Linked DNA regions of Mus musculus: region 2 is linked to region 1. Evidence: chromatin loops called from intact Hi-C (ENCODE). Cell type or tissue: left cerebral cortex. All regions are shown on one strand. Links, peaks and the distances in the headings refer to the core of each region. The heading gives the core; the rest is flanking DNA. Region 1 holds the start of Mtfr1 (mitochondrial fission regulator 1). Region 2 holds the start of Hps3 (HPS3, biogenesis of lysosomal organelles complex 2 subunit 1).

Region 1 (12,282 bases), core at 4,295-9,294:
TTAATCCCAATAAGTGGGGGGTGGGAGGGTGAGACAGGGGAATCAAGAGTTCAAGGAAATGGAAACAAGATGGCTTAGGGGTAAAGGTTGTCATGCCTAAAGCCCCACACTGGATTCCCAGGACCCACACAATGGAAGGGAAACATGTAATAAAAAAATTTTTTTTAAAGAATTCAAGACAAGCTTGGATTAGACAGGGAGACCTACACTCAAACACATACATACAAACATAAATACATATACACACATATACATATGGATACATATATATATCTATATGACTTTTGCGTCTATGAGTTAAGTAATATTCAAACAAACTCTCCTCTCACTTAGAACAAGTAAATTAGGTGGAAAAGAGAAAAAAGAAAACTGCCAAGCAGTGGTAACACATGCCTTTAATCCCAGCACTTGGGAGGCAGAGGGAAGCGGATTTCTGAGTTCAAGGCCAGCCTTGTCTACAGAGTGAGTTTCAGGACAGCCAGAGTTACACAGAGAAACCCTGCCTCAAAAACAAACACAAAAAACCCAGAAAAAATAAAACTGCTGACGCTGAAACCATCAAAGCCTATTAAGAACAGGAAGGATAACCAAGTCAAGAGCTGGTTTAGCCAGGCATAGAAGCAAATTCCTTTAATTTCTGCACCTCTGAGGTAGAAGCAGGAGGATTGTGAGTTCATGGCCATCTTGGGCAATAATTAATATATATATAGATATTTATATCTATCTATATATAGATAGATATAAATTTTAAAAAGGAAATAAAAAATCAAAAAGTTGCTTCTTTGAAGAGTCTATTAGTTGTAAAAAAAATATAGTGCTCTGATGAAATTCATTAAGAAAAAAATAGAGAAATGAATTAGCTTTATCAGGAATAAAAAAAAAAAGGATACCAGTACATTTCCTACAGATAACAAGAGAATCATATAAAGAAGACAATTTTGGATGCAATAAATTTCTGTGAAACGTTTATAAATAAATAAGAAGCCAAAACACTGAAACACTGAAAGCAGTTATAGTGGCTACCTTTGATTCAATCTGGGTAATTAATACTTGGAAGAGAGTCACCAAGGTGTTTTCTGATATGCAAGCTTTCTTTTCTTAACATGGGTGTCTATTACATGAATGTATGCTTTGTGATAGATTTATATATGTATGACTTATCAATGTATGTTATAATTCATGTGATGGCTAATTCCCATCCAGCTTGATTTTTCCCCATAGCACTGATACATACATACACATGTAAACTTAAGTGTTCATGTATGATAGCTAATCTTGTCAACCTGAATATAACTGGAATCAACTAGAACCCAGGCAGCTGGGTACACCTGGGAAGGATTTTCTTGGTTGGTCATTTGAGGTGGATACCCACCCTGTCATGGTTTGAATATGCTTGGCCCCATGAGTGGCACTACCTGGAGTTATGGTCTTGTTGGAGTAGGTGTGTCACTGTGGGTGAGACACACTCATCCTAAGACCCTCATACTAGCTTCCTGGAAGTCAGTATTCTGCTAGCAGCCTTCAGATAAAGATGTAGAACTCTCAGCTCCTCCTATACCATGTCTGCCTGATGCTGCCATGTTCCTGCCTTGATGATAGTGGACTGAACCTCTGAACCCGTAAGCCAGCCTCAACTAAATGTTGTCCTTATAAAAAGGTGCCTTGGTCATGGTGTCTATTCACAGCAGTAAAACCCTAACTAAGACACACCCTAAATGGGCCACACCTTCCGGTGGCAGCCTACATAAAGGTAGAGAAAGAACTTTTTGCCTGTCTGCGCTCACTCCTACTGTTCTGTTGCTGTTGTATTCCTTCATTGATGTTCTTTGGAATTCCAATGTAAACCAAAAAGACTGGCACCTCTCTAGGGGCTGCTGGGAGACATCTAGTCTCATGGACTGAACAGTTCCTTGATGCTTCTATAAGGAGATATTGATTGTTGGACTAATGGGATCACAGCCACTCCAATAAACCCACATATATGTACTATCTATCAGTCTGTTCCTCTAGAGAACCCTGCATGACTAATACAATATATATATATATATACCTAAATATATAAATACAACCTGCTAGCCAGGCAGTGGTGGCACACATTTAATCCCAGCACGAGGAGGCAGAGGCAAACAGATCTCTGAGTTCAAGGACAGGCTGGTCTACAGAGTGAGTTCCAGGACATCCAGGGCTACAAAGTGAATCCTTGTCTTGAGAAAAAAAAAAAAAAAAAAAAAAACCCACAGAGAAAAACAAAACCTGTTTCAATCTGCATGTTACTTGTATGTAAATAGTTTTAGGGCTGACTGTTTAGTCTTAGATAACCAATTACTGTGCTCTTCCCTGGCTGGATCTGACCTGAAAGCCTCCTTCCCTCAGGACTAGCATTCCTGGTACCAGAAGGTGCCATACTAGCTTCCTAAGGAGAGAAGCAACCAAGCACCTTACCCAGCTATGAGGAATGAACCACAACAATGGCCAGTGTGGCAAGCTAACCTTATGACACAATAGTGATTCCCTAAGCAGTCACCAATAGCTCTCTTATGGACACAAGATCCACTCAACAAAAGAAATCTTGAATGGTATGAGAAACCTAGCCAACTACCAAGGGCTGGTGAAGTCATACAACGATGTTATTAAGCCAGCACAATCCTACACTCTAAGTTATTTATGCTCATGCCTACAGTAAGTATTATTCTCATCCCTCACTAGCTCTGTTATTTGAGGCAGGGTTTCTCATAGGCCTGGGCTAATCAACTGCCTAGGATAGGTGGCCTGTGAGCCCCCAGAATCCTCCTGTCTATCTCCCAGGAACTCAGATTATAAGTGCAGGGCACCATGCCCCCCCTTTTACAAGGTTACAGGGATCAAAGAAATAGCATTAAAATCGGCTACAGATTGTTTCCAATGTGGTGGTTGAGGTTTGCTCTGTTGCTCTGTATTGCAATGCTACATTCTATACCAAGTCTCCGGTTACAAGCTTTTGTTGTGCAAACCTTGTTCCTTGATTTATAACGATTGCTTAAATAAAATTGGCTACAGCCAATTACTGGAGGGATTAGAGGTAGGTGGGTTTAGAGCGGCCTGGTTGTAGGAGAGAAAAGAGGAGGACGAAGACCAAGGGAAAACAGAAGCAGCCATGAGGGGAGAGGCACCATGAGGGGAGAGGCATCATGAGGGGAGAGGCGCCATGAGCACATAGCCAGGAGAAACAGCAAGTATCTGGGGTACACCACTGGGGAGGTAGCCAGCAGGCCTGCAGTTATAAGAGTAGATTAGGGGTCATGCCCCAGTAATTGTCAAAGCCAAATAAAAGAACAGTAGTCTGAATCCCATTTATTTGTAAGCTAGTCAGGGATAAGCTTAAATTGGTTGTCCACATATGTATGGATACATATGTAGAGCTAAGCATACTTTTTCCTGGAAACTTTGTGATGATGGTATACAGGCTAATAACTAGGCTACTCTAACATATATTATAAGAAACAAACTACTTTTATGGGAAGGGCTGTAGCAAGCAGTTAGAGAGAGAACCAAGAGTAAATGAGAATAAATAGAAATTAGAATCTATTTAAGAACACAATACATACTAACTCCTTGCATCAAAAAAGACAATCTACATTCCAGTGTCAAACACTGATGTAAAATCAAGAATAATCAAAGTAACAACAACTGATTAGTTGAAAGTTTCCTGGTTTTTGAGAATGAGTCTTCCTCTGCTTATGTTCCAAAAGTTTGCTGATCTTTTCCTCAACAGAGTGTGACCTTTTTTCTTTTGCTTGTTATTTAATTTTTATGTATAACTATTTTGCTTGCATGTATACATATAAATATACATATACATATATACTACATACTTGCCCAGAAGCCAGAAGACACTGGATCCCCTGGAATTGGCATTATAGACAGTTGTAAGCCATCATGTCAGTTCTAGAAATGAGCTCTTACACAAGAAAGAGCAACAAGGGCTCTTAACTGCTGAGCCATGTCACCAGACCCCTGTTGTTTGAATGGCCTTAGAAGGCTGAGGTTGATACTGCACACCTAGTATCTGGTGTCTGACGAAGATCCCATAAGCTACGGAATTATTAGCTAGTTTGGCTACATGACCAGCTTGGTTATTTGTTAAGACTTGTTTTATTTAGCCAATATACTTGTATTTGCCAATATATAGTATATTGATGGAGCACGCCAGTCATCTCAGCACTTGGGAGAGGAAGGTAGACCCCTCTGAATTCCACGCAAGCCTTTTCTACACAGCAAGGTCCATGAAAACTAGGGCTATACAATAGATCCTGTCTTAAAAGCCAAAAACAACAAAAAGGATGTATGGTTAGAGACCAGAAGAGAGCTTCCTGCCACTTAGAGCTGGAGTTATACATGTGTGCCACAAGAGGGTACCCACAAACATTGCACACCCAGCTCTATAAGCAAGCCTAGCTCATCCTCCTCCACTGTCCATCAAATCCTATTTATACCCTCCAAACAACACATGTCCTTCACAGGTCTTGAGCATGTGTGTCCATCTCAGCTGACATCACTCTGCCAATCAGCCCTGCATCTGCGGATGCAGCAAGAAACTGCAACACACCACCATTATGGAGCACTTCTCTCCCTAGAGTCTGACAAATGCAGCTCAACTACGAAGACCAATACATGCATGTCATTAGCAAATAAATCTTAATCCCATGTCCTTTCACGTGCTTGCTTTCGTAGAACATCCTTTCGCCTAGGTCCACTTCAGCTACATGTTCCTTCACGTGTTTAGCCCAGCAGAACACCGTACAACACAGTTTCTAAAGAACCCTTAAGTTTCCTCTTCAGTTACTAGACTTGCATTTCAATTCAAAGATTAGGGTGTTGATAGAGAGTTAGCTGCACATCGTGACTGAGACTTTTCTTAGCTCGTAAGCATTTTATAGTCAAACTCGGTTGTATATAATCGCAAACCCATTTCTATTACCTTCTTTTTAAAAATAATTTTTACCTTTTAAATGATTTTTGTGTATGTACAATATATGTGATCAATATATGTGGACACAACTTACTTTCATGTAACAAGATAGTAAGTGTCACAACTTCCTTGACTAAGTCATTGTAATGTAAAACAACTACATACACTAGGAAAAGGTGACTGGAATCGGGCGTGGTGACTGAGGCAGGAGGTTTTAGGCAGCTCAACCTAATCTACATAGTGCATTCCACCCCAGCCTAGAGTAAGGAAGACAACTCTGTCTCAAAACCAAACCAAACAAAAAAGTGAACGCTAAATTACCAAGTATCATGAAATACTCCTTAATATTCTTTTCCGGATGTGGTGAAGCAAGCTTTAAATCCTGTAGTTGGGAGGTGGAGGGGGTAGGATCCGAACTTCTATTGACCATCCTCAAGCACAAAACGAGGTTTAAGCCAGAAGAGGTTACATCAGACCAATCACAAAACAAACCATCAGGCGGAAAGAAAGGTTTGGTTAAGTTTGACTTCAGATCTCAAAGTTTCTGTAGTCTGGCTACACGCAAACTGCGCACGCTTAGAAAGTTCAGAGCTGCCAGCCGACAATGACAGGAAAGTAGGTCCAGGTAGAACAGGCTGAACGCCGTGGGCCGCCCCGTTCAGCCCGGATCCAGCGAGGGCACAACGCCGACTGCGGGGGATGGGAGCCAGGCCGGCGGCCCGCGGAGCTCAGCAGGCCAGGCGCGGGCGAGCCGGAGGGCTGCTCTCTGCTCCGGGCTTCCGCGGCCTCCCTCCCGCTCGCCGGCCTCCCGCGCCGCGCCCCGTCCCCTCCCTTGTCCACAACACGGCCTCCCGCCACCGTTCAGCTCCGGGTGGTAGCCATTCCCCACCCCGCCAACCGCTTTTCTGTCCCGGGCCCCACTCACCTCGGCTGCGCAGCAGCCCTCACCTTCGCAGCTGCTCAGCCTTCCAGATTGGCTGTCCCAGGACCTTATGCCAATCAGCCAATCCCCGCCCCTGGCCCGGCCTAGGCTGACCAGTGAACGGCTCGCTGAGGCCCGGGGGCGGGCTCAGGAGAGGCCGGCGGAAGGCGTGTCTGCTCGCCGGCCACGCCGGCTACCTGTCCCGGGCTCTGTGCGCACGCGCGGTGCCCAGTAAGGGGCGTGTGCTTGCTAGTGTGCCGCGCTTTGTCTTGGGTGCTTCTGCCCCTGTTATTTTTGTTGGTAAACTTCGCCCCTTTTGGGTGTAGGAATACCCACATTCCGAGTGAAGTCTCAAATGTGTGCCCGCTGAAAGGAGCTAGGTCCTTAGCCTAGCCTAGCCTAGCCTGTGTCGAGCCCTTCTCAACCCACGCTCTGTGGGGACTTTGTCTGCCAGGGCGATCTGTTTCGGGCCTCAAATCCCGGACGTATGTTCTGGAGGAGTGGAAGGCGCGGCTCAGAGGGAGTGAAGACTTTTCCTGCCTTCAGTTCCCCCGCCTCAAAGTCTGCCTAATTGGTGTGCGTAGTTTTTAATGAAGGGTTATTCTAGATTTCAGATAACCTAGTCATGAAAATACGATCAGTCTGTGTCAAGTTAGCTATAAGCAGCACGGTGGTGTGTGTGGGTGCGATAAAACGTGAATATGGAGGGAAAGCCTATCAGTAATTCAAGAGGCCGCTCCTACCTGGGCGTGGCGGCTCCTGCTATGTAAAACGAGTAGTTTGAAGTTGGAGGCTGGAGGATCCAGAGTTGAAGACCAGCCTATGTCCAAAACAACCTGGAAGAGGGTGGAAGAGTTGAGGTGGGAAGTGGGCAGCAGCTGTTGCTACTTCGCCTTCTCTCTTACCCTCTCATTGGAGCGCTGGTGTTCTTACCCTGGATGGCCTAAATTCCTCCTGGCTACTGCTTTGGATTTCACCTAGAGCTTCAATTCAGTTACTCAGCAACGGCTCGTTGGGAGCCCATTATGACAGTACAAAGTTGGTGGGGTTTGTTTGTTTGTTTGTTTGTTTTTTAAGCCTTGAACCACACCCTGAGTAAGCCTACCAAAAGGCAGGGAGATCAAAACAAGGTTAATTAATATATGTGACCAAGTGTTATAACGTTTTAAGTACAAAAGGGCCTGACAGGCTGTGACCAAGGCTGGGAGAGAGAAGCCTGAGAGAGCAGTTCAGGGAGGGGTGCTTGGTCTGAAGGCTGATGAAAAGACAAAAGCTGCTGAAGTGAACTGGTAGGGACCACACACCAGGGCGACCATTCCAATGATACTTGTAGGATTTACTGCTAAGCTATTAGTTGCCTCAGGATCCCTGGTCACCAGCTGTGTGACCCACAGGTGACTCTCAGCTGCCTGCCACCACACAGGCCTATGTGATTGTCTATGTTTAAGAAGAAGGGTATCTGAAAGCACCCATCAGTTGGAGATGGCTTAAAACCTGTTTTTTGTTTTGTTTTGATTTGATTTGATTTTTTCTTTACAACTTCCCTCCCTTCCCACCTTGCTTTACCCTCAAGTGCCCTGGAGTGGCCCTGAACTTTTTGACAATCTAGATGAAGGTGCAGTGACTTAAACCTGAGTAATTTTATCACAAATTATTGTTTCTCCCAGTAATGGAATCATTTCTAAGAATTCTGACCAAGCTGTGTGCCATCTCATTCAATACAATAACACAAAGAGCCTATCAACATGGTGCCTGGTACCAAACCCTGGTGAAGGAAAAAGAGAGTTTGAAATACATCCAGCCAGGATCTAATCGAAGAAAGACCTGCAGTCCTTATGCTTTTGAACTTTTAAGCTTTGCTTTGCTTTTGTTTTGCTTTGCTTTTGTTTTGTTTTGTTTTGTTTTCGAGACAGGGTTTTTCTGTATAGCCCTGGCTGTCCAGGAACTCACTCTGTAGACCAGGCTGGCCTCGAACTCAGAAATCCACCTGCCTCTGCCTCCGGAGTGCTAGAATTAAAGGTGTGCGCCATCACTGCCCAGCAAGATTTGCTTTTTGAAAGAAAAAAAATATTTGTTTTACAGAAAAGTGCCAAGGGGTAGGAAAAGTTCTGATGTTACCTCACCCAGTGTTCCCTAATCTTACATTACTGTGATACATTTACAAACTAGAAATCCAACACTCACACATTACTACTATACTGGCTGATTTAATATCAACTTGAAATGAAATTATCAGACCAAAGTTATCAGAGCGGAAGGAGCCTGAGTTGAGAAAACAACTATACAATCCAGCCGTAAGACATTTTTCTCACTTAGTGACCAGTGAGGGAGAGCGCAGCCCTTGATGAATGGTAACATTCCAGGGTTGGTAATCCAGTGATTCATAAGAAACCAAGCAGAGCAAGCCATGAGAACCAAGCCGGTAAGTAGCACCCTCCATGGCTTCTGTATCAGTTCCTGCCTTCCTCCCCCTGTTCTTGCCCTGCTTGAGTTCCTGTCCTGACTTCCTTTGAACATCAACATGAAAATGTAAGCTGAATAAACTTTTCCTTCCCAACTTGCTTTATGGTCATGGTGTTTTATTGAAACAATAGAAACCCTAACTAAGACAATTACTGACAAAAAAACTCCAGACTTTATTCAGATCTTATTACTGCAAGGACTGCACCACACGTGGCACTTAGTCATCAAATCACCTTGGTCTACACTCCTCTTTTTTTTACATCTTATTCTTCATGAGTTTGACGTGACTGTTACAGTTTTGAGGCATATAGTCAGATATTTTTGTATAGTGGACCTAGATTTGAAATTGTCTGGGTTTTTCTATATAATTAACCTATGATTATAAGCAGGAAAATGCTACATATGGAGATATTTGACTCATAATACCCACAAGAACATGTTGTCCTCGTGTGTGTGTGTGTGTGTGTGTGTGTGTGTGTGTGTGTAGGTTCTGCATATGTTTAAGACAAGTCCTAAACCCTGCCCACATTTATGAGGACAGGACTATAGGATGAAGTCTCAACTCTGGGAAAGAGTAAACAGAGTAACCCAGGTACATTCGCACACACAGTTTGGGAATTTCATTATCAGGAAAAATTTTCCTCTTTTATTTATAGTTAATCACTAATGTAGACTTAAACACACACAACTATGTGTTGTTTTAAATTTATCCTGTGATTTTTATTTCTTTGCACAAGGCACTCATGAAGCTCTTTTGGGTTGGCTTATGTGGCCCTTTTATTGTGGGTTAAGTCCATACTCCTGACTCATTTTGTGTATTTCTTGCTCCAAAATGGATAATCAACCCTTTCTTGAAGGAGCCCTAGAATGGAGTTTAAAAACAAAGATTTAGATACCAAGTATTCTGGTGACTGCTGGCGTATCTTTGAACTTACACTGTGAGCTGACAAAACTGATTTATGTTCACCATGTTGTTTGTTTTTAGGAATTACTTGATGAGCTGGAGAGGTGGCTCTGTAGTTAGGAACACTGCCTGTTCTTCTAGAGGTCCTGAGTTCAATTCCCAGCAACTACATGATGGCTCATTACTATCTATAATGGGATCTGATGCCATTTCTGGCTTGTAAACTTGCATGCAGATGGAGCACTCATATACATAAATATGTGAATAAAAACTTTGAAAAGAATTGTTTGTATTTGTATATATCTGTGAGAGTATATGGCCTGTGCATGTGTGTAGAGGCCAGGAAAGGACCTCAGCTTTCCTCCTCTAATCCTGTTCACCTCTTCCTTGGAGACGAGATCTCTCCCTGCATCTGTGGCTTTCAGTTTCTTAGTGAGGCTTTGCCTTCCTCAAAGCTGAAGTTTTATGTGTCTCATTAAGTGGGTCCCGGGATCTGAATGTTGTTCTCATGACTGCACACAAGTGCTCTTAAACACTGACCCATCTCTCCAGGTCCTTATCATGTTTATTAATTATTTGTTTATAGCCCTGAGATAGCTACCTCATTAAGGTCCACCTCCTAGTGTAATTCCTCCTTGAACAGGGATGGGAGTTAGTAACATAGTTCTTATGAGAATATAGCAAGTGCCTGCGGATGCTGATTTTAAGATCAGGTTGCAAAAAGATCTCAGCCTTGACCTTGGCTTGCCTACTCTTGTCTCTCTTTCCCTCACTCTGAGGAAAGCCAATGGCAAGGGGTTCTCTGGTCAACAGGCAGCAATAAAAGTCCAGTGTTCAGTCTGTGGCAGCCTACATACTACTAAAAGCCATGTGGCTTCAGCATGAGAAAGATCCTCTTGCCGAAGCCTTGAAATGACTGCAGCCACAACTAACACCTCTGTGATACTTTTGTAAAATACCAAGACAGAAGCACTCAGCTAAGCTTCGGTAAACTGCCTGTGCATTAGGCTTGATACAATCTGTAGTACGCTGATAGGAAGTAAGAGATGATGAGTCCAGCTTCTCTCCCACAAGCTCATTGGTTCCTACATTACAGTTTGGAGCTACTAATATATATGCACAAACTCCCACTAAGGTGGTTTGGAACAAATGGCAGATATTACAGGGCAATCCACTTGGGGATATTAGAAGAAAATGGAGGTTTTTTTCTTTAGTATATTTGATCCTGGAGGGCTCCCCATCCCCCAAATGGATAGTTCTGCTTTTTCTGAAAGAATCTTGAATAACTGAACTGTCTGCCATTTGAATGAAGAGAGGGAAATGAATCAGCAGTTGTCTTGAAAAGGCCCTTTGACTTTCAGAGGCCAGGGTGATGCCTCACTAAATGAAGGCTGTTGCCACCAAATTTCACAGCCTGTATTTGATACTGGGACCCCGTGGTGGTTTGAATATGCTTGACCCAGGGAGTGGCACGATAAGGAGGTGTGGCCTTGTTGGAAGAAGTGTGTCACTGTGGGGGAAAACTTTCAGAACCTTTTGCTAGCTCCCTGGAAGCTAATCTTCTGACTGCTTTTGGATCAAGATATAGAACGCTCCACTACTCCAGAACCATGTCTGCCTGGATGCTATCATGCTTTCTGTCATGATGATAATGGGCCAAACCTCTGAAATTGTAAACCAGTCCCAATTAGTTTTCTTTTATAAGAGTTGCCTTGGTCATGGTTACCACATGGTTACTAAGACACATTCCCATACACAAAATAAATAAATGTAGCAAAGAAATTTTTCTTTTGACTTTGTGTGCCTTTGGTCCCAACAGGACAGCTCAGAGAATCCTTGAGGACTACTGTATAGCATCTGCCATTCTAAGGTCAATTTCATTTTATCACAGAGACCCCCCCCAAAAAAAGGACAAAACCAGAAATTCCTGCCCTTATGATCCAGTGTTTAGTAAGACAGGAGACGGAATAATGACCTCGTTAACCCGTCCCATGCCAGGCTGAGTGACAGTCGCATTTGGTAATACAGATTAAGTTATTTACATGGGGTCGCTTCTAGCAATCAAGATTCATTTCTTCTTGCGCTGCTTTTACCTTGGCTTAGCAGCCTTGGTGTAGGAAACGAATCGCACAGGGTTCTTGGTTAGAATCAATTTTAATCTAAATATGACCAAAGCATCACATACACTGAAGAAAAAGTGTGATAGAAATCCTACAGTATGTGTCAATGGAGAAGGGCAGAGTCATATTCCAGACTGGCATCTGCAACAGGCTGAGGAATTCAAGGACTCATAATGTTAAATGCAGAAAATAATTTGAAGACTAGTCACTGTCAAGCAGTGTTGGAGGTTTTATTGAAGCCATGTTTAGGCTTGGGAGATGACTCAGTGGATGAAGCACTTACTGTGCACGCTGAGACCTGAGTTTAGATCCTTCTAACCCACTTAACCAGGTATGCTAGCCTTTACCCCAGGCCTGACACCTGGGGCAGGAGGCAGGCACAGGAGAATCTCCCTTTGCCAACTAGCCTGGGTATGCACTGACACACACTAAAAAACCTTGTAACAAACAAGGTGGAAAGTAAGAAGAAACACACCTAAGTGGCCCTCTGATCTCTACATGCATGCTGTGACACCTGGACACACACACAGAATTTGTGTTTAAGATCTATTTTTATTTCTGTATATATGTTTCTGTGTGAGGATATGACACACATACTTTTAAAAAGACTTTTTTTTTCCCCTTTCTTTGTGTTGTTTTTAAGACAGACCCTGTCTGTCCTGGAACTCGATCTGTAGGCCAGCCTGGTCTCAAGCTCACAGAGATCCGCCTTCCTCTGCCTCCCAAATGCTGGGATTAAAGGTGTGGGCCACCACCACCTGGTTAGAGGCGTTTTGATAGACCAGCACAGTCAAGAGCATGGATGTGTGCTTCTCAAAGAGGAGTCGCAGAATCTAAGCTAGACACAGACAAGTGTTGTTATAGGTTCTTCAAGAGAGTTGCAATGGTCTCAGAGTTCACCATATGTCTCTCCGCTTACATCCCA
Region 2 (12,041 bases), core at 7,042-12,041, 850 kb before region 1:
TCCTACTTTCTCATTGTCTAGATCTTTTGTTTTTCAAGCAGGTTAATCAACATTCTCCAGCCAGACGTGCATCCCCCGCCCCCCAAGAGCACACAGGTGGCAACTGCTATCTTCATTCCAAGGACATTCCAGCACGTGGCTTTCAGTCTGAGTTGAAATTTAGGTTTACCAAGAGGGCTAGAAAAGTAGATATTTCTAATATTAAAAGAGATTGGTTTTTATTCTGATAGACGGGCTTAGTCCCTTAGCTGGCCTCTGGCTTTTCACCCTTGCTGTTACTGCGAGGTCCCCTTAGTTCCTCAGGCTGTGGGAAATACAGGGATAAGGAGGAAGACTTCCAGCTCCTAATTTAGCCACAAATCGTGGTGTTACTAATGACATAATTCCTGTCTAGGCCTTGCTAAATCTGAGGTTGACAATTCTCCTTTAGGAGCTGCACAGTACTCAGAACTGTGCATACTGGTTCATGATCATACGAATACAGTATGGGTATCACTTGGTGCAGAGAACTACTGCAGGGGAAAGTCCAGATTGATCATTTCTGAGTTTCCTGTGGGATATACCCTGTTTGACGGAGGTTGGTATCTATTTACAGCTAAAAACCAAAAATATCTAAGGCTCTGCCTCCCTTCCCCAAAAGATACCAAGAGCCACAGGTGTGGGTCGTGATAGCACCCACGGGAGGAATCGGGTCAATGTCCACCCAAGCCAAGGTTAAAAGCCCACTCATCTATGGATGAGAAAATCATTTGATCACCTCAGTTAAGCGTTGCCTTATTTAAACGTAATTAATAGGGTGGAGAGAGGTTGGAGACCGTACTGTTGGAAGGGCAAGTCCTTCGCTGCCTCCCACCCTAAAAAAGCCAATTGGCCTTGTACTACGGAGCCGGTCTTTACCCCCTTCTCCCTGTTTCCTGCTTGTCATCCAAAAATGCAGAGGAATATCAACTCAGTGTTATTCTTAATAAAGTGTATTTCAAATTTGTTCAGTCAAACTTAGCCAGGGTTCCAACGCCCTACTTAAAATTCAACTAGAAAGTTACCTATTCAGCACTAATTAGCATTATAAAGTCAGAGCCTACTGCTTAGGGCTTTTCTGTTAGTTGTTTACTAGGACAGAAAGGACAGTCTTAGCCAGATACAGTTTACCATAAGAAAAGTTAGGGAATCCCACGGAGACAGGTTTTTTTCTTTAGCCCCAAGAATTCAGGCAGAACTATTGAGCATAGATAATTTTTTTGCCTCAGGCCAGCCTTTTTCTTAACTTTTTGTGGAGAGCCGTGCCGTGAGCAATCGCCATTATAAGATGGCACTGGCTTCCACTGCGCCTAACTAGTAAACAAGCCTTATGATATCTAGGAAAGAGATCAGGAGTCATATATGCAAGCATCACCAACAGAACACAAGAGATAGAAGAGAGAATCTCAGGGGCAGAAGTTACCATAGAAAACATTGACACAATAGTCAAAGAAAAGGCAAACAGCCAAAAGCTCCTAACCCAAAACATCCAGGAAATCCAGGACACAATGAAAAGACCAAACCTAAGGATAATAGGTATAGAAGAGAGCTAAGATCCCCTAATCAAAGGGCCAGTAAATATCTTCAACAAAATTATAGAAGAAAACTTCCCTAACCTAAAGAAAGAGATGCTTATGAACATACAAGAAGCCTACAGAACTCCAAATAAACTTGACCAGAAAAGAAATTCCTCCCATCACATAATAATCAAAACACCAAATGCAGTAAACAAAGATAGAATATTAAGTGCAGTAAGAGAAAAAGGTCAAGTAACATATAAAGGCAGATGTATCAGAATTACACCAGACTTCTCACAAGAGACTATGAAAGCTAGAAGATTTTGGGCAGATGTTATAAAGACCCTAAGAGAACATAAATACCAACCCGTTCTATTACACCCAACAAAACTCTCAATTACCATACATGAAGAAACCAAGACAGTCCATGACAAAACCAAACTTACACTATATCTTTCCACAGATCCAACCCTACAATGGGTAATAGATGGAAAACACCAACATAAGGAGGGAAACTACACCCTAGAAAAAGCAAGAAAGTAATCTTTCAACAAACCCAAAAGAAGATAGTCAAACAAACATAATTCTACTTCTAACAACAACAACAACAACGAAAGAAAAAAACAGGAAGTAACAACCACTTTTCCTTAGTATCTTTTAGCATCAAGAGACTCAATTCCCAAATAAAAAGACATAGATTAACAGACTGGATATATATATAGGACCCAGCATTTTACTGTATATAGGAAATGCACCTCAATGAAAAAGACAGACACTACCTCAGAGTAAAAGGTTGAAAAACAATTTTCCAAGCAAATGGTCCCATGAAACAAGCTGGAGTAACCATTCCAATATCGAATAAAATCATCTTTCAACCAAAAGTTATCAAAAAGGATAAGGAAGGACACTTCAGACTGGTCAAAGGAAATTTCTACCAAGAAGAACTCTCAATTCTGAACATCTATGCTCCAAATGCAAGTGTACCCACATTCATAAAAGACTTCAACACTCATTCTCAGAAATGAGCAGATCATGGAAACAGAAACTAAACAGAGACACAGTGAATCTAACAGAAGTTATGAACCAATGGATCTAACAGATATTTATAGAACATTTCATCCTAAAGCAGAATATGCCTTCTTCTCAGCACCTCATGGTAACTTCTCCAAAACTGACCATACAATTGATCACAAAACAGGTCTCAAGAGATATAAGAAGATCAAAATAATCCCATGCACCCTATCACCTTGTGGAGAGCCATGCCTCGAGCAATCGCGTGTGTGCCGTGGGCAATCGCCATTATAAGATGGCGCTGGCTTCCACTGTGCCTAACTAGTAAACAAGCCTTATGCGCAAGTGCAAGAGTGAACTCACGCCTAGTCACTGCCCATCTCGGGGCGTAGTAATGGGGTGATGGGTGAGCAACGAATCAGGAGCTGTCACGCCACATCAGGTGCTGAAACGTCACACTGTGGGCTATATAAGCAGCGCCATTTTCTGGGTTCGGGGTCTTCCACCTGAGAAATAAGCAATAAAGCTTTTGCAACAGAAGATTCTGGTTGTCCCAAGTGTGTTCTTGCTGGCGGGGACAAAAGCTCGGGATAACTTTTATTTTTATTAACAACAGGGAGGAGATGTAGTCTCCCCTCCCCCAGCCTGAAACCTGCTTGCTCAGGGATGGAGCTTCCCACTCAATCTTTCTGCCATGCCTACTGCTGGAACCTGCCGCTTTGCTGTTTGGAGCCATCACGTGGTCACCCTGCTACTGGACTCCAAGATTATTTGGCAGGAATTGGGCCCCTCCACTTCACGGAGTGCTGGAATAGTAAAAATTGAACCTTGAGCAGAGACCTTTGTCTTGGTTCCTTCCTTATCTCGCGCAGCCCAGCCCCTCTTCTCTTCCAGGTTTCCAAAATGCCTTTCCAGGCTAGAACCCAGGTTGTGATCTACTGGCCAGACACAACAATCCACTACCACCATCTTCTGAATGCTAATGAAGGACCATAAGGGCTTTTGCCAATCCCAAACTCCAGCTTCCCCCTCCCACCTGGGGTCAAGGCTAGGCCAAGTTCCATTCTTCACCTACAGGAACATTCTTGAGTAAACAATTTGCAGAATGTACCAACTGATAGTCATCTGAAAGTCCAAGGTAGAGTTTAAATGCATGTCATGATTTGCCCATGCTTGTTAGCCAATAGAGTTAAAGGTCAATATGCTTAGCCAATAAGTGTGAACTGTGAACTTGCTGATGTAACCTGTATCCCTATAAAGTATAAAAACCAATTGTAATAGCCATTCATGGTTGCCTTCTAGTCACTCAGCTTGAGGGACTAATTGAAGGTCAACCCCCACGATACGGAAAATAACCCTCTTGCTTTTGCATTGATCTGCATCTCGGTGTTTCACTTGGGAATGTCTTGAAGTAAGTACCAGTGACAGAGGGTCGGGGTCTCACACTGGGATTATGCATGTGACATGTATCAGAGTATCTACCTTTGCTACTTTTCCAGAAAGATATTACTACATATCTTCAAGGCTATGTAGCACCCCATACACTATGTAGATTAGCGATCCTAGACTTCAGCACACAGAGAGGAGTAGGAATGAGTGTTCCAAGATCCAGAGCCTGCCCTCCCCACAGAGCCTGCTCTCCCTACAAAGCTTGCCTTCCTCACAGAGCCTGCCCTCCCCACAGAGCCTACCTTCCCTACATAGCCTGTCGCACCTACATAGCCTGCCCTCCCTAGGCTGATGAGAAATTGGAGATTCATTTTGTAGCTACCTCCACAGCTTATAAATCCTGGAAAAAAATCTCTCAAGCAATATAAAAAAAATACAATGTGGTTACAGTCTACTTTTTAAGTGACTGATTACAGTGAGTAAATGTTTTACATATTACAGGTGAAAAAAAAAAACAAATTATTCCTAAGAATCCACACACATTTAAGCAATTTGCTGATTAACAAAGTGTAAGCAAACAAAATAGAGTGAATCAATCATTTTATCATATATCTTGAAAAGTAGTCTTATAAGAATCTTAAAAGAATCACATATCTAAACTTTTATATATAAAGAACAGTCACTTTTACTTTAAATCCTCCAAGGTACATACCTACTCATTAACAATTTTTTATTAAATCACATCAGGAAGCTGAGGGCAAAACTGCTACAAAAATTGATCATCATCTTGATCACCTGCCCAGGTTTAGCAAGAAAGGCAGGTCAGCTAATGCTCACTGGGCTGCCATTGTTCTTGTTACCTGACCTCAAAAGACTCCCTGGCTCAACTGTCAAAAGTGTGCCTGGCAACTGTAAATTGCTCCCTCCCCGTGATTTACTCCATCACAGCCACTAACATTTTCACCTAATTTTACTGACAATCTACATCCGTAAGTTTTGTCTGAGGGTGGTAGTTGAATCATTTATCTGTTCCAGCAGCAGTCTTTGAAAAGATCAGCCACTATTGTTGTAAGTGCCAATGACACTGCCCAGTGAGGGGCTGGACACTCCCTTAGAGTTTTCATATAACTCATAGATTATGAGGGACATGATGACTGGAAACTTCACAGCAGAATGAAGTCCTCAGGGCTCTGCCTCTCTGAGACACACCTAACATGACTGTGCTAACCAAATTTCATGAGTTCTAAACTGTTTTGACATTCTTCTTGTACAGCCCCTTTACTTAGCGTTTTATTGCTGTGAAGAGACACCATGACCACAGCAGCTCTTATAAAGGAAAACAATTAATGGGAGCTGGCTTACAGTTTTAGAAGTTTAGTCTGTTATCATCATAGCAGGAAGTATGGTAACATCCAGGCATACATAGTCCTGGAGAACGGCCCGAGTGTTCTATATCTTTATCTGCAGGTAGCAGGAAACTGTGTGCCCCACTGGGCATAGCCTGTGCATGTATGACCCAAAAGCCTGCCTCCAGAGTGACACACTGCCTCCAACAAGGCCACACCTAATATTGCCACTCCCTATGGCCAAATATTCAAACCTATGAATCTATGGGGGCCATTCCTATTGAAACTAACAAGAAGGTTAATACCAATGACCATCTGGGACTACTATTTATACCTGTGCAATCCACCTAAGCTTCTCCAGGAGATACAGTGCTAAGAAGTCCCTAAGGTTAGTCTCTCCAACCAGAATATCATCCTTAGCAACCTCTCTTATAGACTAAGCTGTCTATATTCAAATTGCCTATTGAAGCCTGTGATGATTTGTATATGCTTGGCCCAGGGAATGGCAGCACTAGGGGTGGGGCCTTGTTGGAATAGGTGTGTCACTGTGGGTGTGGGCTTTGAGACTGTCCATCCTAATTTCCTGGGACACAGTTCTCCTCTTTGCCCTTGGAACAAAAAGTTATACAAACTCTCAGCTCCTCCTGTGCCATGCCTTCTTAGTTGCTGCCATGTTCCTACCTTGATGATAATGGACTGAATATCTGAAACTGTAAACCAGACCCAATTAAATGTTGTCTTTTATAAGAACTGCCTTGGGCACGTGCCACGGACAGGCGCCATCCTGCCGCAGACCGGCCTCAGTCGGCCTCACTCAATCCGCAGGAGAAATCAGGGTCCTGGACAGGTGGCAAAAGAGTTGGCGAGAAATGACAAATAAATACGGCCACAAGGGAGAGTACTGTATCTGAATGTAATTTCTCAAATCGAGCATCAAACGTTTTATACAGAAGAGAATAGGGAAGTTAGGTGACACATTGGCAAGGTACAATGAGGTTGCCAGATGCTTCATGACTCTTACACAAAGCAGAGGAATGCAAACACAAAGACTGACAGGAACTGGGCAATAAAACAACTGAGACAAAGTCAGCTCTATCTAAGGTCAGCCATAGTCTTAGAAGCCAGGTGTGAGGTCTTTACAATCCCGGGGCAAGGGCTTTCATGCCCAAGCCATGGTTCTAATTAGGGAGTTCTGCTCTAGTTAACCTTCTCATGAATAATGCAATACTCTAGTTCCTCCTTAAACCACAGCCCGATCTTCTTCCTAAACCATTGTAAATTCCTGTATAAGGGAGTGACTTGGCTTTTATTCTAAGTGATAGTGTGGGGGACTTTCTACTAAGTAATGTAGTCTGCCATACATAACTATAATAAGAATTCTAAACTTACTTTGCTAAGCTTGCCCTGAGATTTCTAACTCTTATGTAGTAGATAGTAATGCCTGATTTCTTTCACTATCTCTCTTACAATACTAGAGGCAATTCTGAATGTTACTGAATAGGTAACATTCTTACTGAATTCCAAGCCTAGGGTCTGCTCAAGGACTACCTAGGGCATTGGTGAAGGCCAGGAAGCAAAGTTCAATTTTGCTTAGGTATTTGGCAAATCATTGCTTGGAGGCACCTATAGTAAAACAATACTGAAAGAAAGCACACAGATCCATTTGCAAGGACAAGTTTGGAGCATTGGATATTTGGGATGCCATGTTTCCAGGAGGCCAAGTGTCCATGAACTTTTTGCCTCGGGACTGCTTCCAGGTTTCTAAACCTGTCAAGCAAGTCACTACTGGAGTGGATGTAGTAGTCATGGTGTCTCTTTTACAGCAATGGAAATCCTAACCAAGACAAAGTCCTAAATCCCAGTACCTCAGAATGTGACTAATGTTCAGACAGCACATTTACAAGATAGCCGAGTTTAAGAGAAATCATATGGGCAGATCTTAGTAGAGCTGGCATCTTTAGAAGAGGAGGAAGAGACATCAAGAATGAAACAGACCAGTGAAGACAGTGAGAAGGTAGCCATCTGTAAGCCATGGAAAGAGGGCTCAAGAAAGCAGGCCTTCTCATGTATTGACATTGGACTTCCAGCCTCCAGAACTGAAGAAGTGGAGGAGGAAGAGGAATAGAAGGAGGAGGACTCTGTTGCTGAAACCAAGCAGTGCGTTTTATTTGTCATGATAGTCCTAAAGAACAAATGGGACATGATGGTATGCCACCCTGGTCCCTGCTTTTGTAACAGGAGACAAGTGAGTGGTTTCTACTCACAGATCCTCACAAACAAGGAAACTAGGCATACACTCACTCGAAGCTATCTTCATGCAATGATTAATTTTATCAACTTTACTGTATTCAGAATTAACTATATAACACACTTCTGAATGTGTCTGTGGGCACATTTTCAGAAGGGTTTAATGCAAGAGGGAAGACACAGCTTGAATGTGGGCTCTGCCCTACAATGCTGTGAGGTCTTGGACTGAAGGGATACAAAACAGTATTGAGAAGGCCATTTTCTCTTTTTTTCTGATCAGCCCAGGTAGAAGCAGTTTCCTCCATGATGGACCCTACCTCCTAAATACTGATCTAGACCAAACCGTTCCTCTCTGAAGTATAAGGATCCATGATTTGCCAAAGAATGATACCCCAGACTCAAATGTGGGGTCTCTCATTACCAGAACAGAGACCACCAAGTCAGTTTGCAAGCCTGATTTAAAGCACATTAGGGAATTCTGGGGTAGGTGACCCTGTCAAGATTGACATGGAGGTTGGGTCCATCTCTATAGACATTCCATTACTGGGGTGTGGGGGCTGGAAACTTGCTGGGGAGGTCTGAAAACTGTTGCTGAAGAAGTCTGGAAAGTGCTGCTGACCCAGTGTCCTTGCCTCAGGCCAGGTGGCAGGGCGGCTTCTAAGGCCTGGACTTGCCTGGAATTGTCCAGTTCTTAGAGACAGAGATTTAGGCCTATTCTCCTTAGCTGCCAATTTGAAGTCTGTCATGGAATCAGCCTAGCTTTCTCATAAGCTGATGGTCACAGAAGTGAGAAAAACAGTTAATAAAGATAAAAATCTCTTCCCAAAATTTCTTAGGTCAGCCAGGTACAGGGACTATATCAAGGGAGAAGAAGCTATCTCTAGAGAAGGTAGTGCCATTCTAGGACTTAATGAATCTCACAAAAGTCAAATTACATTCAATTAATATCCTGAAGAGGAAAAATTAATCAAAAGAGACAGACACTTAAATCAGATACTCATAAGAGGGAAAGGGGATGTTTATGGATGTCACATGAGTAGCAATCTGCTTGTTTTCCTGATTTCTGTAGCCCAGATCTCTGGACTATTCCATGTATTCTTTGCTCACTGAGTTTAATGAACCCGTCTCCCAGAGTGTTCCTAGTAGAGGATGAAGTACATGATTCCTCGTCATCTGGAAGGTATTCGAAATGGCAGCAGTTCAACTTCAGTCCAATTGCTCCCACATTATAAATTCTCAGAGCAAAGGACTCAAGGTAACCATCAGCATGAGAATTGAAGTTTGCTCTTTTCAGTGTAAAAAGAAGAGCATCCTCCAGTCAACCAATACGTACATATGTGCATGCAAACACATATATTTTCTAGAATTGTTAAAAAAACATTATAGATCTGGTTTATTAAATCTCCCAAAATAGAAAAATTCCGACGGCAAGTTTCTTCAATATAGGAAATACTTAGGAACTGTATATTGACCATCCGGGGATCTCTCTCCTCCCCTATTATCTAAGGCTTAGAGGAAACTTTTGCCAAATGCCTGCAAAATGTTTTCATAGATCTTCTCATCCAATGCATTATTTTTTTATTTTTATTTTTTGCTAAGCATCTTCGAGGATTTGCCCTTTTCAATAAAACCATTGTAGGATCCACAGTATTTGTGGTGTGTTTAACCCTACGTTGGGAGTTTAACATCAGGTTTTGCAGTTTCATCCTTTAGAAGCAGACTTTGTGTGCCCCGGTACAGGGGAACGCCAGGGCCAAAGGGGGGGAGTGGGTGGGTAGGGGAGTGGGGGTGGGTGGGTAAGGGGGACTTTTGGTATAGCATTGGAAATGTAAATGAGCTAAATACCTAATAAAAAATGGAAAAAAAAAAAAAAAAGTTCAAAGTCTAAGGCAAGTCGACCAAGGCACAGACGGGCAGATGATCGAGTGTTAAACACGCTGAAGGTTTCACATACTAATCTGTCCAGAAGCAGCAAAGTTAACATCTCCAAAGAGGAACCGAGGTCTCTGCATCCACTTAGGGTAGCACTTCACTTAGCGCGCGGCCTCTTTAAGGAGCGGTGCCCGGGGTGTGGTCGCAGCGCTCACGTGATCCGGAGCAGCTCTCTAAGCTTGCGGAAGCCGCCCAGCGGTCCGGGCGCCGGGATGGTGCGTCTGTACAACCTGCACCCGTTTGGGTCGCAGCAGGTAGTCCCCTGCCAGTGGGAGCCGGAGCAGGTCTGCTGCGGCGGGAGCGACGCGCTGTTCGTGGCTGCCGGCTGCAAGGTGGAGGCGTTCGCTGTTCAGGGCGAAGAGCTGTGCCGGCAGCGCTGCGCCTTCTCCACGCTAGGCAGGGTGCTGCGCATGGCCTACAGCGAAGCCGGTGAGGAGCGGCTTTGGGGCGGGGCTCTGGGTAGGGAAGGGATTGGTGCTCTTCTAGGCTGGCTGCTGACAGTCAGTGTGGGTCGGGCACTAAGTGCTAAAGTCATTTTGTGTAGTTGTTTTAGCGACCGCAGATCCGGTGTCGTGCCACGGTCCGGTGCTTGCCTAGTTTGCTTGAAGCCTTGGTCTGATCCTCCTTACTCAGATTGCTTCAACTAGTCATTCTAGCACTTTGGAGGTAGAGACCGGAGGATCTGAAGTTTAAGGTCCTCTGCAGTTTGGTGAGTTCCATTCTAGCCTAGGCTACAAGTAATCATGTCTCGAAGCAAAACAAAGCAGACACCCCACGTGGAGATGCAATGCTGACTGATCCCGTCCACAGCTTGAAATAAAGACGTGTGGCTCGGTTCCACTTATGCCAGACCCTTAAAAGATTAATGTAAGAAAACAAACCTGGTTCAAGAGAAAGAGGAGGGAGAATGATATCCTGAAGTTCACAGGAGGCTCGACCTCAAAAGTTATCTCAAATCGGAGCCAGCCCTTTTACCTCTTAAGTCACTATCACTTGTGGTTGATTTATTACATTGGGTTGTATCAAATGCTTGGCCCTGGTTGGATACTAATGACTTGAGCCACACCGACTGGAGGAGGCTAGCACTAAACCATGATAACCTCGTTCTTGAAACCTTGAAGAACAAAGATGCTTTTATTACCATGTTGGCTGCCTTAAAGAGCTTCAGGAATCATGTGGGATGGCATAAGTATCACGGGCCATATAACTCAAAGGTAGCATTCAGTCCACAGTTGAACTTCAACTTCTGAGTGTAACTTCTATTAACCCATGCATGACTAAACATTAATAGGCTGACCCCTGGCAATGCCTAAGTTCAGAAAACCTGTCTGATGTCTCCTTTGATGCCTTTTTTTCTTCTGAGTAAATGTTCTGGTCTGTGTTCTCTCAGTGCCTAGTGTCCTCTGCCATAGCAAATCCACCTTGTCAACAACCAGGACTATCTGTGCATTTATATTTACTGTGAATGTTTTGGAGGCCTTTTTCCCAGGCAGAAAGCATTTTCTTTTTCTGTCAGGTCCAAAGGAAACCCCAAGTCCCAAACTCCAAAGGGCAGTCCAAAGATCCAGACGTGAGCTCCTCCATGGCTATAGGAGGAGTTCTGGTGTTTAGTTAAAAGCCAGCCTTCCTTCCTCAGGAACTTGTGGAGGCAGTTCCTGTCTGTCAGAGGAGTCATTTCCCTTACCTCTGGCAAAAGGAGCTATGGCTCTTCAATCTACATACACGTGTGATACTACTCCTCAGCATCCCAAGGTCCAGGCTAGCCTCAGGCCTCCCTCAGTCCCTGAAGTACCTATTACATATTTCCAAGTCCATGCTATCTCACTGTGCTCTTCTCTCTCTTGCAGATAACCTTGGCCATGTCTATTCAGCTGGCCATGTTCAGGTTACTTCTTTCTCTCTCTGCTCTGGATTCATCCAGATCTTCTGGCTGTTTCTCCCTCTCCCTCTCCCTCTCCCTCTCCCTCTCCCTCTCCCTTTCCTTTTATCTCCTTCTCCCTCGTCCCTCTCCCTCCATCGCCTTTTCCCTCCTCCCTCTAACTCTACCCTCTCCCTCCTCCCTCTCCCTCTCTATCTCCCTCCTCCCTCTCTTTCTCCCTCTCCCTCCTTGCTCTCCCCTCCTCTCTGTACCCCACCTATCTTCAATAAAACAAAACCATTTCCCTTAACTATACCATGGAGGGGTCATGTTGACAGTTTTACTTTGTACGGGCCCACCCCCTAACCCCCCCCCCCCCCAAGCCTACACTTACTAATCAGCCAAATGCTGCTCTCCCTTTGTAAGTTGTGGGCACTCAGTAAGTCATCTGTGGGGTCCCTGTAACCAGATTTCTGTGGCTCATGGTTTGAGAGGGTTCAGCCCACCATAGTGGGTAGGGTTCACATCATGGTGACTAGAAGGTAAAGCAGAAACAGGAAGGACTAGGGCAAGATAGAATTGCCAGATATCCCCTCTTCATCAGTGACCGTCCTCCCAGAAGTCTCTTTCCTCTAGCCAGACTCCCCTCCACCCAACCCTACCACACCAAAGTTTCCAAAACGGATTAGTGCATTCATTAGGTCAGAGCTCATGATCTAGACA

The links. Peaks named below come from ENCODE experiments on the same cell type or tissue, not always from the same donor. Only the 100,000 strongest peaks of a DNase experiment are listed, where the experiment ranks them.
Region 2: it touches region 1 in a loop (5-fold over the local background); 3 of 42 quality-filtered maps call a loop at or near these places.

Annotation. Positions count from the first base shown.
Region 1 is chr3:19,181,880-19,194,161 of GRCm38, reverse strand. It overlaps Mtfr1 (mitochondrial fission regulator 1), which reads right to left and starts at 6,052. Exons shown (of 8, transcript NM_026182.6): 1 at 5,874-6,052. In left cerebral cortex, for the core only: no CTCF peak of the experiment used is centred there; DNase peaks (open chromatin) are centred at 5,200, 6,006 and 6,586; H3K4me3 peaks cover 1,639 bases; H3K27ac peaks cover 473 bases.
Region 2 is chr3:20,032,897-20,044,937 of GRCm38, reverse strand. It overlaps Hps3 (HPS3, biogenesis of lysosomal organelles complex 2 subunit 1), which reads left to right and starts at 9,628. Exons shown (of 17, transcript NM_080634.4): 1 at 9,628-9,889. The coding sequence starts at 9,673. In left cerebral cortex, for the core only: no CTCF peak of the experiment used is centred there; DNase peaks (open chromatin) are centred at 9,649 and 9,867; H3K4me3 peaks cover 1,729 bases; H3K27ac peaks cover 910 bases.